2 separate regions of the Mus musculus genome follow, and region 2 is linked to region 1. Evidence: chromatin loops called from intact Hi-C (ENCODE). Cell type or tissue: left cerebral cortex. All regions are shown on one strand.

The links. A loop is a pair of places that touch in the nucleus more often than their neighbours do. Peaks named below come from ENCODE experiments on the same cell type or tissue, not always from the same donor. Only the 100,000 strongest peaks of a DNase experiment are listed, where the experiment ranks them.
Region 2: a loop joins it to region 1, with 2.0 times the contacts of the local background. A loop is called at or near these places in 2 of 42 quality-filtered maps.

Annotation. Positions count from the first base shown.
Region 1 is chr10:41,286,904-41,291,903 of GRCm38, reverse strand. All of the region lies in intron 1 of Fig4 (FIG4 phosphoinositide 5-phosphatase), which reads left to right. Among named protein-coding and RNA genes, the nearest start is that of Fig4, 14 kb to the left of the region's middle. In left cerebral cortex, a CTCF peak has its summit at 2,872 (motif pointing right); DNase peaks (open chromatin) are centred at 2,896 and 4,043; H3K4me3 peaks cover 217 bases; H3K27ac peaks cover 237 bases.
Region 2 is chr10:41,069,570-41,074,569 of GRCm38, reverse strand. It overlaps Gpr6 (G protein-coupled receptor 6), which reads left to right and starts at 2,280. Exons shown (of 2, transcript NM_199058.2): 1 at 2,280-2,443; 2 at 2,967-4,593. The coding sequence starts at 2,986. The coding sequence ends at 4,077. In left cerebral cortex, CTCF peaks have their summits at 2,128 and 2,991; DNase peaks (open chromatin) are centred at 2,217, 3,085 and 3,687; H3K4me3 peaks cover 1,859 bases; H3K27ac peaks cover 233 bases.

The DNA of each region.
Region 1 (5,000 bases):
CACAATTTCCTATTTTTTTTTAAATTTATATCTTTTTTTAAAAAAGATTTATTTTATTATTATATGTAAGTACACTGTAGCTGTCTTCAGACACACCAGAAGAGGGAGTCAGATCTTGTTACGGATGGTTGTGAGCCACCATGTGGTTGCTGGGATTTGAACTCTGGACCTTCTGAAGAGCAGTCCGGTGCTCTTACCCACTGAGCCATCTCACCAGCCCCTTAATTTATATCTTTAGTTTGGTGGAAAATTTCTAAAAATTAGAAAGCTTTTGTGTTTTTTTGCTTGCTTGTTTGTTTTTTGTTTGTTTCTTGTTTTTGGCCTATACATGGTCTAAAAATGTCTAGGTTCTTTCTTTGATTAATAGTGAAATGGAGGACCACCAGACTATGATCTTTTTTATTTTTAAGACTGTATGTATAGCTTTTATTGTCATGTTGAATTGCTTGAATTTTAGAAACATCTCGTAACTGAAAATATATTTTGCCCAGAAGTTCTGAAACTGGTCAGGTGGGCGTGGTTTTGCTTCCCAAGAATAATTCTCCATAGGTGTCAGTGAGCCATCTGCACTACTGTCTTTATACATGAGGTGTGCAGAGGTCCAGGCTCCTGGTGGCAGTGGCACCTCTTGCTGCTTTATCTGTATATCTGAATGTCCTCAGGGAATTGGCCCAGTACAGGTTCACAGTCAGTTTACTTAGAATTGATTGCAACGATGTAGCAATAAGCAATGGAGTCTGAATTACAAAACAGTGCACCCTGCTGCCACTCTCCAGTGCAACTGACAATTTAGTCCTGACTTATATACTGAAATGGATGCTGTCCTTTAATTGGATGGTGTTACCTACCTGTCTGTCATAACTCTGTGCTGCACCTGAGAATTTCTAATGTTACTTTGTTTCTATATTTCTATCATCTCTAAGAATTTCATAAGTTGTGTTTGATTGTATCCACACCCTTCCTCCCCCAGCTCTCCCCAGATCCACCCCTACTTCCATCTCCCTCCAACTTTGTTCCTCCTCTTTTAGATAATAACCTAGTGAGTCCAGTTTGTGCTGTCTGTATCCTCCTTGGGTGTGGAGACATCTACTGAAGTGTGGTTGGTTTGCCAGAGCTCATGCCCTTAAAAAACCGGACTCTTCTTTCCCCAGAAGCCATTGATTGTCCATAGCTTCTCAGTTAGGGGTGAGGGCTCATGGTCCCCCTCCCGGCCATACTCCGGTGCTGACTGGCTTGATCTTGTTTTGTATAGGCAGCCATAGCTGCTAGGTCTTGAGAACAGGAGTCCTATCATGTCCTGAAGACATTATTGCTCTGATGCTCCCTGCCTTCTAACTCTTTCTAGAATCTTTCTGCCCCTTCTTCCATCATGGTCCTTGAACTGTGTGTACCTGTTGCTACAGGTGTCCCAGTTGTAAGTTTCTTCATTAGCTAATGTCTACTGCAAAGTGAAACTTCTCTGGTGTGATTGAGAGCTAGCCTCATCTGTGTGAACAGAGCTAAGACTAAAGGACGGTTTGATACTGTGTCCGTTTATTATTAATTATTTATTAATTATTCTCCAGAAAAATAGTCGTAGGTCTACCGCTGGTGAGTGTGAGCTCTTCAACCGTGGGTTCTGGGCCAGATCTACAGCAATCGAGCCAGACAGCAGTGGGTTACCCCATTCTTGCCACTATTGCAGCCATGGCATATGGAGAGGGGTGGGAGGGTAGGGGTGAGCAGGAAGTGAGGAGAGGGATCAATAACTCTAAGGATGTTTGAAAAAGCTGTATAAAATCTATTTTATAAGATATGTATATGAAATATATATAGTTATATAGTTATATACGAATCAAGAATATAAATATATATGCATTTAATTGGAGTTATCTTATACAGTTATCTGTTCCTCTCAGAATCCCTAAGTTGCCAACTAAGCAGAGCGGCAGGTATTGGGTCCCCAGAGCTGTTGGTCAGAGCTGGCTGCAGACCCCTCAGTGCAGGATTTTTCCTTCTGTTCAGCAGAACTTGTTGGTTAGACCCTGTCGCTGAGGGAAGACAGCACACACATTGGTCACAGAACATAGAAAAAGTCAAGTTGGTTCTGAGCAGTAAGCTCTCCCCTGCTGGCTGGCTTTCATAGCAGTAGAAAGTACTGTGTAGGCTACTAGAGGTGTGGTGGGGTGGGGGTCACCATTGTCTAACCAGCTGTGAACCCCGTAAATGACAACAATAACTGGCAAGACAAGGTATGTCATCTTAGTCTTGGTTTTTAGTTTGAATCTTGCTTTTTTTTCTTCAGAAACATGTGCCGACTTTGTGTTTGTTTTTGTTTTTTTTTTGTTTGGTTTCTTTTTTTTTTGTGGAGGGATGAGAGTGATGTCTTCTTTTATTTTTATTTTATTTTTTTAAATTTTTTTGGTTTTTCGAGACAGGGTTTCTCTGTGTAGTCTTGGCTGGCTTCGAACTCAGAAATCCGTCTGCCGCTGCCTCCCAAGTGCTGGGATTAAAGGCGTGCGCCACCACTCCCGGTCGTTCTTTTATCTTCTAGTACTCTGGGGTCCATGGGACCCCAATCTGTTTCTGCTGGAGGCTCATTCATGTAAATCGTTTCTCTTCTTGGGTAAGCCTTTCCATTTGCAGTTATTCTTCTGCTTCCTCCCGTGGGGAGATCCGTCTTGAGTGGTGTTATCCAGTATGCCACAGTGTGAGTTTGCGTGGCCACAGAATTGCTGTATTCAACAAGAAGAACACGGGACTGAGTGGGAACAGCTCTTTCTGGAAAAATTACCTCTCTTTTTTAAATTAAAAAAATCAAATTAGTACTAGAGTGGATTTTGGCTAGCCATCAGAGGGCAGTGTAGACAGTGATTCTCACCGTCCCCACGCCGGTCAAAGCCTCAGAGCAGTCTCCACACGAGGGCGCTATTCTCCGCACAAATTCTTTTAAGGGACCATTTCTGAGGGCAGAGCCTGTGGATAGTCACATGACTTCCCGTCCCTGTTAGGGCCCACTCTCCCTGCTCTCCCTGTGAGAGCCTGCTGCCTGTGAGGGTCTTCTCTATGTAGGGCCTGCAGTGAGGGCCTGCTCTCCCTGTGAGGGTCTGCTATCTGCAAGGGAACACTCTGCTCAGTGTGTTAGGGGCTCTGTGAGCATCTTCTGGCTTCATCTTGTTTTTGCTATGAACATAACAATCCCTTTCGTGCCTTTTCTTGCTAGTCGCTCTCCTGGGCGTTCTTTATCATCATGACCTCAGTAAGGTGGCTCCCTTTCTGGTAACAAGAATAAATAGCTTGCAAACCATTCTTTCTAATTTATTTGGTTGGCTGTTTTATCAGATTGGTCACCCCCTCCTCTAGGCAGTGAGTTGGGGCTCGTGGCTGACATTCTGAGTTTCTTTCCCTCAGTTTCCCTCTCTGTCTGGCTGTTCCCCCAGTGCCTAGAGTCCTGTTACTGCATTCCCCAACTTTGTTTTCTAATTGTTATTAAAATCACTTTATTCCTACCTCCTTACTACTGACAGTGTCAAGGAAACCCTGCCTATTCTAGGATACCAGGGGCTAAGCACTTCAGCTAGTTATCTTCTAACTGGTATCAGCCAGCATATAGGTTTGTTTTTCATAACCTGTGGGTAGATCAGACCTTTATAAACAAAGTCATTGTTGCTTAGCAACAGGATACATTCTGAGAAATGTGTCGTTAGATGAGTTTCACTGCAAACATAATAAAAAAAAAACCACTTACCCAAACTAAGACATAGTTATGTTGCTATTAGACAATGCAATCTTATGTCCCCATGGAACATGAGGAACATCTTTAACAAGATGTTATTATTGCTGTATTATTATGTGACACATGTACACTTAGTAAAAGCTTCAGTGAGTTTTATTTATCCTACAGATTTAGATAGAAAACATTGTAACAGAATTCTGCATACTGTTATTTCTTAGAATTGTACTCATTCTTGAAGTCCAAATGCTAGACTCTTCCATCATTGTATACAGCTCCAGCTCCTTCTTCAGTCTCATCTGCTTTGGCTTCCAATGGCGGATGCTTTCCAGCTTGACCTTTGACATTGTCCAGCAGACAGCTGTATGTAGTGTTTAGTTGGTTTACATCTGCACATTGCGTAACCGGTGACATGGTAAAATGCTGGCTGACTATGGCAGTATCTTCTCACTTTTTTTAAATGGGTTATTTTATTTATTTACATTTCAAAAATATTACTTTTTAAAGGACATGTTTAAGCAAAATATCTTTACAGTATTTACTTTTGATAATGAGATTTTACTTATCTTCTTTAAAGTAATTTAAGAATAATTGAATTAAGGAGATAGCTTGGCAGAGTGTGTGCTTAGCATGTATGGGGCTCTTGGTCTGATTCTTAGCACTACCCAAAAATAAAGCAGTCCACTTAGTTTTGCTTATGAACTTTATGTTTAAAAAAAGGATTGTTGTGGGAAATATCAAAAAATGAAACTGTCATGTTGCTGTGTTTGTGCCGGCAACTCTCTGCCCTGGTGGCCTGGCCGGCAGTAGCCGGACGGTCTTTATCTCATGGAGACTCTGACTCAAAGCACCAAAATCTCTTTACCCAGCTTGCTGGGTTCCCACTGGTGGGTCCTTACCACACCAACCCCATGCTTCCAATCCCCCACGGCCTTTGTGGTACACATCAGGCAAACCCACGCTTTGCCGCCATACTTTTCTCTCTGGAACCCTGATGATCTGCTGTGTGAAAGAAAACACAACACAAATACAAACAACAGTAACTCACTCACTGGGCGCAACAACTAAAATCCTAATCTTGTAAGCCTTATTAAATCTAAATCCTCCGGTGCCGAATCCTGACAGATCCGCCATTGAAACTGGGAGACACTCGTAGCTACATCTTGTCCTCACGCTATCCCTGCCCAGAAAGGACCTAACTCTCTCCTGTTTCCTGTCTTCCTCCGTCTAACCTGGAAGTCCCCCCTACTGGCCCAGTGATTGGCTCCTTTATTCATTAGGGGATTGA
Region 2 (5,000 bases), 220 kb after region 1:
AACATTAGGTGGAGTTCAAAAATTCGTGCTGAAGAGGGGGCTGTGAGGATCAGAGGAGCCAGAGGGTCAAGGAATTCCACAAGAAAACCCACAAAATCAACAAACCTGGACTCATAGGGGCTCACTGAGATTTAATTAATAATCAGGGAGCCTGCATGGGTCTAACCTAGGCCCTCAGGATATCTGTTATAGTTGTGTGGTGTGGTGTTTTTGTGGGACTCCTAACAGAAGGAGCAGGGACTATTTCTGATGCTTTTGCCTGCTTTTGGGTCCCTTGTCCTCGTGCTTGGTTGCCTCGCCCAGCCTTAATATGAGAGGAGGTGCCTAATCTTAGTGAAACTTGATGTGCCACGTTTGGTTGATATCCCTGGGAGGTCTGCCCTTTTCTGAAGAGAAACAGGGGAGTGGATGGGGAGGGAGGAGGTGGAAGGGAGAAGGAGGAGGTGAGGGACAGAGGGGTAAGGTTAGCTCAGATCCATTCTCTGTAGGCTGGCTGTGAAACTGTAACAGACTTGAACCTCTCCTGCCAGGCATGTGCATCTTTTGGCATTGCAACAGTGTTATCATTTATGATGTTCATGCTTAAGAACCACGTGATCAAGCTCCAAGGGGAAAAAAATCTCACACACACACACACACACTCATAATAAGATTTTGTGTTGGCCTGGCCACGAGTGAGGATTTGAGCCTGTACCAGACAGAATCATTTGCAAACTTTGCAGTCATCGTGCTACGGCAGCGGTTTGACAGTTCAGTCGACAGCTCTGAAGCAAAGTTCTTGGCACTGACATGACAGTCTTCCACTGAAACTCAGAAATGTGAAGCTTCACTGAGTTTTATGTTCATGACAATGGTGGAATGTGTTAAGTCTCAAAACCCCCCAAATGGTGGGTAAATTCATGCATAGCCCAGCATTGGCTGTTGCCATGAAGAACTGGGCATTCTTAGGCATGAGCCATCTCCCAGGTAAGTTCAGGTGCACTGAGGCAGGAGCAGGGGTGGTTTGGGAGGTCCTGTCTATAAAGTAGCCAACACAAGCATCCCTATGCTCCCCCAGACTATGGGCCTGCTGAGTCTCAGTCTCTCTCTCTCTCTCTCTCTCTCTCTCTCTCTCTCTCTCTCTCTCTCTCCCTCCTTTCCTTTCCCCCCTCCTTTATATGCACTGGCTGGGAGGAGGCAAGAAGCACCTACAATGTATGTTGCTTTTTTTTCATGTAATGTGTGAAGGCCACAGCAGTGGCCCCAGTCCAGCCTTGTAATAGCAGTGTGTATTCATTTCTTTTAGAGCCTCTTACAGAGTCAGCTGCGTTAGCTTTTGGCCCAAGTACAGCTATTGGAGATTCTGTCTCGTTACAAAGGAAAGAGACAAATACTTGCATTTTTACTGACAAACCAAAACACCTTTGAACCAAAAGGGTGATTTATCTGGGCTGAAAATAAAACCCGTGCCTACTGAAGTCTTGTGCAGCTGACTTATCACTATTTTGGTCCTATAATTTGTTTTATAAGGTAGTAATTAGCAGGGCAAAGTCTGTTGCCAGGAAAGTAAATCACATTTTGCTGTTTTCTTCTTTTCTAACAAGACACAGACCTTGTCTTCAGTTAAAGAGCAGTTGCAAGGGCACCAGCAAGAAGGGCAGAGATCAGATAGTGGTGGAACCTGCAGGGGAGGGCTCAGAAAGATGACGGGGACGGGGACGGTGGGGGGGGGGGAGGATTCCTCGGGTAAATCTCTGGAAAAAGAAACGGTTTCCAGTCTTGTCCTTTTATCTTGTCTTTTTTCTCGGCTCTGTGTTTCTTCCCTGGCTATAGCCAAGTGGCACAAACGCTATAAACACTCTTACAAAGAGAACTTCTCTCTCTCTCTCTCCTTTACAGATGCCCCAACCGCCCCTTCTCCGTGGCTTCTTCGTTTCAGTGGTCCTTGGCTCTGGCCTTTGCTATGTGGCTTATTGTCACTCACCCCTCGCCTTCCTTTTCCAGCTCACCCTCTTTCGCCTGGCCTCAGGCTCTCTTCAATCCTTTCTCTCTCTCTCCTCTCAGCCCCATCCCATTCCTGGAGGTATCTGGACTGGTAGAGACTCTGGCTTCTCCTTCCTTCTGGATCTCTCTGAAATGTTTCTGTGAGGGGTGGGGAAATGTCAAGAAGGATTGGCCTGGCGGGTGTGGCTAGTAATGCACTGAAACCAGAACCCAGAGCCTGACGTCACCGGACCCCGCCTGTCAATCTCGGGCAGGCGCGCAGCTCGCAGCTCGCAGCCTGCCATCTCTGCCACTGCCTCTCACTCGCAGCGAAGGTGGCTCAGCGACAGGCGACCAGTACTTTCCTCTTTGACGCGGGGCAGCCTTCTGCAGGCAGCTGCTCGGACCGCGCAGGGAGGATAGCCAGGCACACAGCCGCGGAGCGCATGACCAGAGACTCCCGGGATCCCTGACTCCCCAGGTGAGCAGCGGGCTCCTAAGGGTACTTTGAGCTTCTGGGGAAGGCGAGGGGGTAAAAGGCAGTCCTGGAGTGAGTCCGTCCAGGAGTCAAAGAATTGGAGCAAGGCTTGACCACTGCACCTTAGCAGATTCCCCCCTTAGCCTTTCAATCCCCAGTTCCAGACCTGGGGTCTCTGGCTCTCAAACTTCTCTTTCAGGACCGCGGACAGCGGCTTTGCCCAGCTCAGGCTTGCAAAGAGATGACTCTCTAGGTTGATTTGTTTTAGGGTGTTCATGCATGCTAGTGCGTAGTGGAATCTATCTATGCACCTCTGCCAAAGCTCAGAAACCCCGTATATTCCGTTCATTCATTCACTCAACAGGTGCTTATTTATTGGGGTTCTCACTTTTCCCCCACTTCCCCCACTGCGCTCCGTGCGTGTTCCTGAGGTGAGATAAGCAATTTAAGTGAAGCAGTTAGAGCGGGGAAAGTTCATCGGTAGCTTGGGCAGTGCACCTGACAATCTGCGGTCCCTTTTGTGCAGGGAGCAACATCTAGCGGCGATGAACGCTAGCGCCGCCGCGCTCAACGAGTCCCAAGTGGTGGCAGTAGCGGCCGAGGGAGCGGCAGCTGCGGCTACAGCAGCAGGGGCACCGGACACCGGCGAATGGGGACCCCCAGCAGCATCCGCAGCGCTGGGAGGCGGCGGCGGACCTAACGGGTCACTGGAGCTGTCTTCTCAGCTGCCAGCAGGGCCCTCGGGACTACTGCTTTCGGCAGTGAATCCCTGGGATGTGCTGCTGTGCGTGTCGGGAACTGTGATCGCAGGCGAAAATGCGCTGGTGGTGGCGCTCATCGCGTCCACTCCCGCGCTGCGCACGCCCATGTTTGTGCTCGTGGGTAGTCTGGCCACTGCTGACCTGTTGGCGGGCTGTGGCCTCATCTTACACTTCGTGTTCCAGTACGTGGTGCCCTCGGAGACTGTGAGCCTGCTCATGGTGGGCTTCCTGGTGGCGTCCTTTGCCGCCTCAGTCAGCAGCCTGCTTGCTATCACAGTTGACCGTTACCTGTCTTTGTACAACGCGCTCACCTACTACTCGCGCCGGACCCTGTTGGGCGTGCACCTCTTGCTAGCAGCCACCTGGACAGTGTCCCTCGGGTTGGGGTTGCTGCCTGTTCTAGGCTGGAACTGCTTGGCCGACCGCACGTCCTGCAGCGTGGTGCGCCCCCTGACACGCAGCCATGTGGCGTTGCTCTCTACTTCCTTCTTCGTGGTCTTTGGCATCATGCTGCACTTGTACGTGCGCATCTGCCAGGTGGTCTGGCGCCACGCCCACCAGATCGCTTTGCAACAGCATTGCCTAGCACCGCCCCACTTAGCAGCCACCAGAAAGGGAGTGGGAACTTTGGCCGTGGTGCTAGGCACTTTTGGGGCCAGCTGGCTGCCCTTCGCCATCTATTGTGTGGTGGGTAGCCAAGAGGACCCGGCCATCTACACTTATGCCACCCTGTTGCCTGCCACCTATAACTCCATGATCAATCCCATCATCTATGCCTTCCGCAACCAGGAGATCCAGCGTGCCTTGTGGCTCCTGTTCTGTGGCTGTTTCCAATCCAAAGTGCCCTTCCGCTCCAGGTCCCCCAGTGAGGTCTGAAGGGCTCCTCGTGTTCCCTCACAAACACCACAAACCCAACATGCCAGCCTTTGGTGAGCGTCAAGGTGCCTGCTGATGAACTCTTGAGGTGTCAGTGGTGCAAATCTGACTCTGCTGGAGCAAAGGGACTGAACGTGAACGCAACGAACTGACTCAGACAAAGAGGCTTGTTGGCATTTTACATATACAGTGTATACATGTGTACATATATATACAAATCTTTGTATCTTCTGAGGTGTTCAGGACCTGGAGCTTCCTGTTCTGTGAAAACCAAACAAAATGTGGTTGTATACTCAATCGTACATCACATTTGTCAAGTGAAGACATTCCAATACTGCTTAATAATAGCACTTTATTTTTAGCTGCTGAAATGCCAAGACAGTGTTGCCATCCCCAAGAGCAGGAGAAAGGGAGTCTAAGATGTATTTTTGTTGTATGTGATAGAGTATTTTGCTGCACATGCATCGTAAACTACAACATATTTTGTACACAAATAAACACATTATAAAAATATAATCTTGGCTATGTGGTGGATTTTGGAATTAATTGGAAGCTGAATTGTGAGTGTGTTTGTAAAAAGTCTATTACATATCTATCATCTCCTTCCAGGGATAGCCACATGAAATACCAGATCCGGATCATGGGGTAGGGTAGAGTCATGGAGGGAGTAGCATTCACATATGGCATTCCCAGAACATGAAAAGGCCTGGTTGTTACTGTGCAAGCTAATGTGCTCCCTTGGAGACCAGGTTGGGAGAACATGTTTCAGAGGTCAAAACAATTCAAGTCACATAGGTACAGCTGTAAACTCTGAAGCCACAACTTCCCAGTGAAGCTTTACAAATATGGCAAGGTTATCAACATGGCTTGTTCAGACTGTTGCTAGCCAGGTCTGGTAGCCAGGTATAGTGCCTAATAAAATG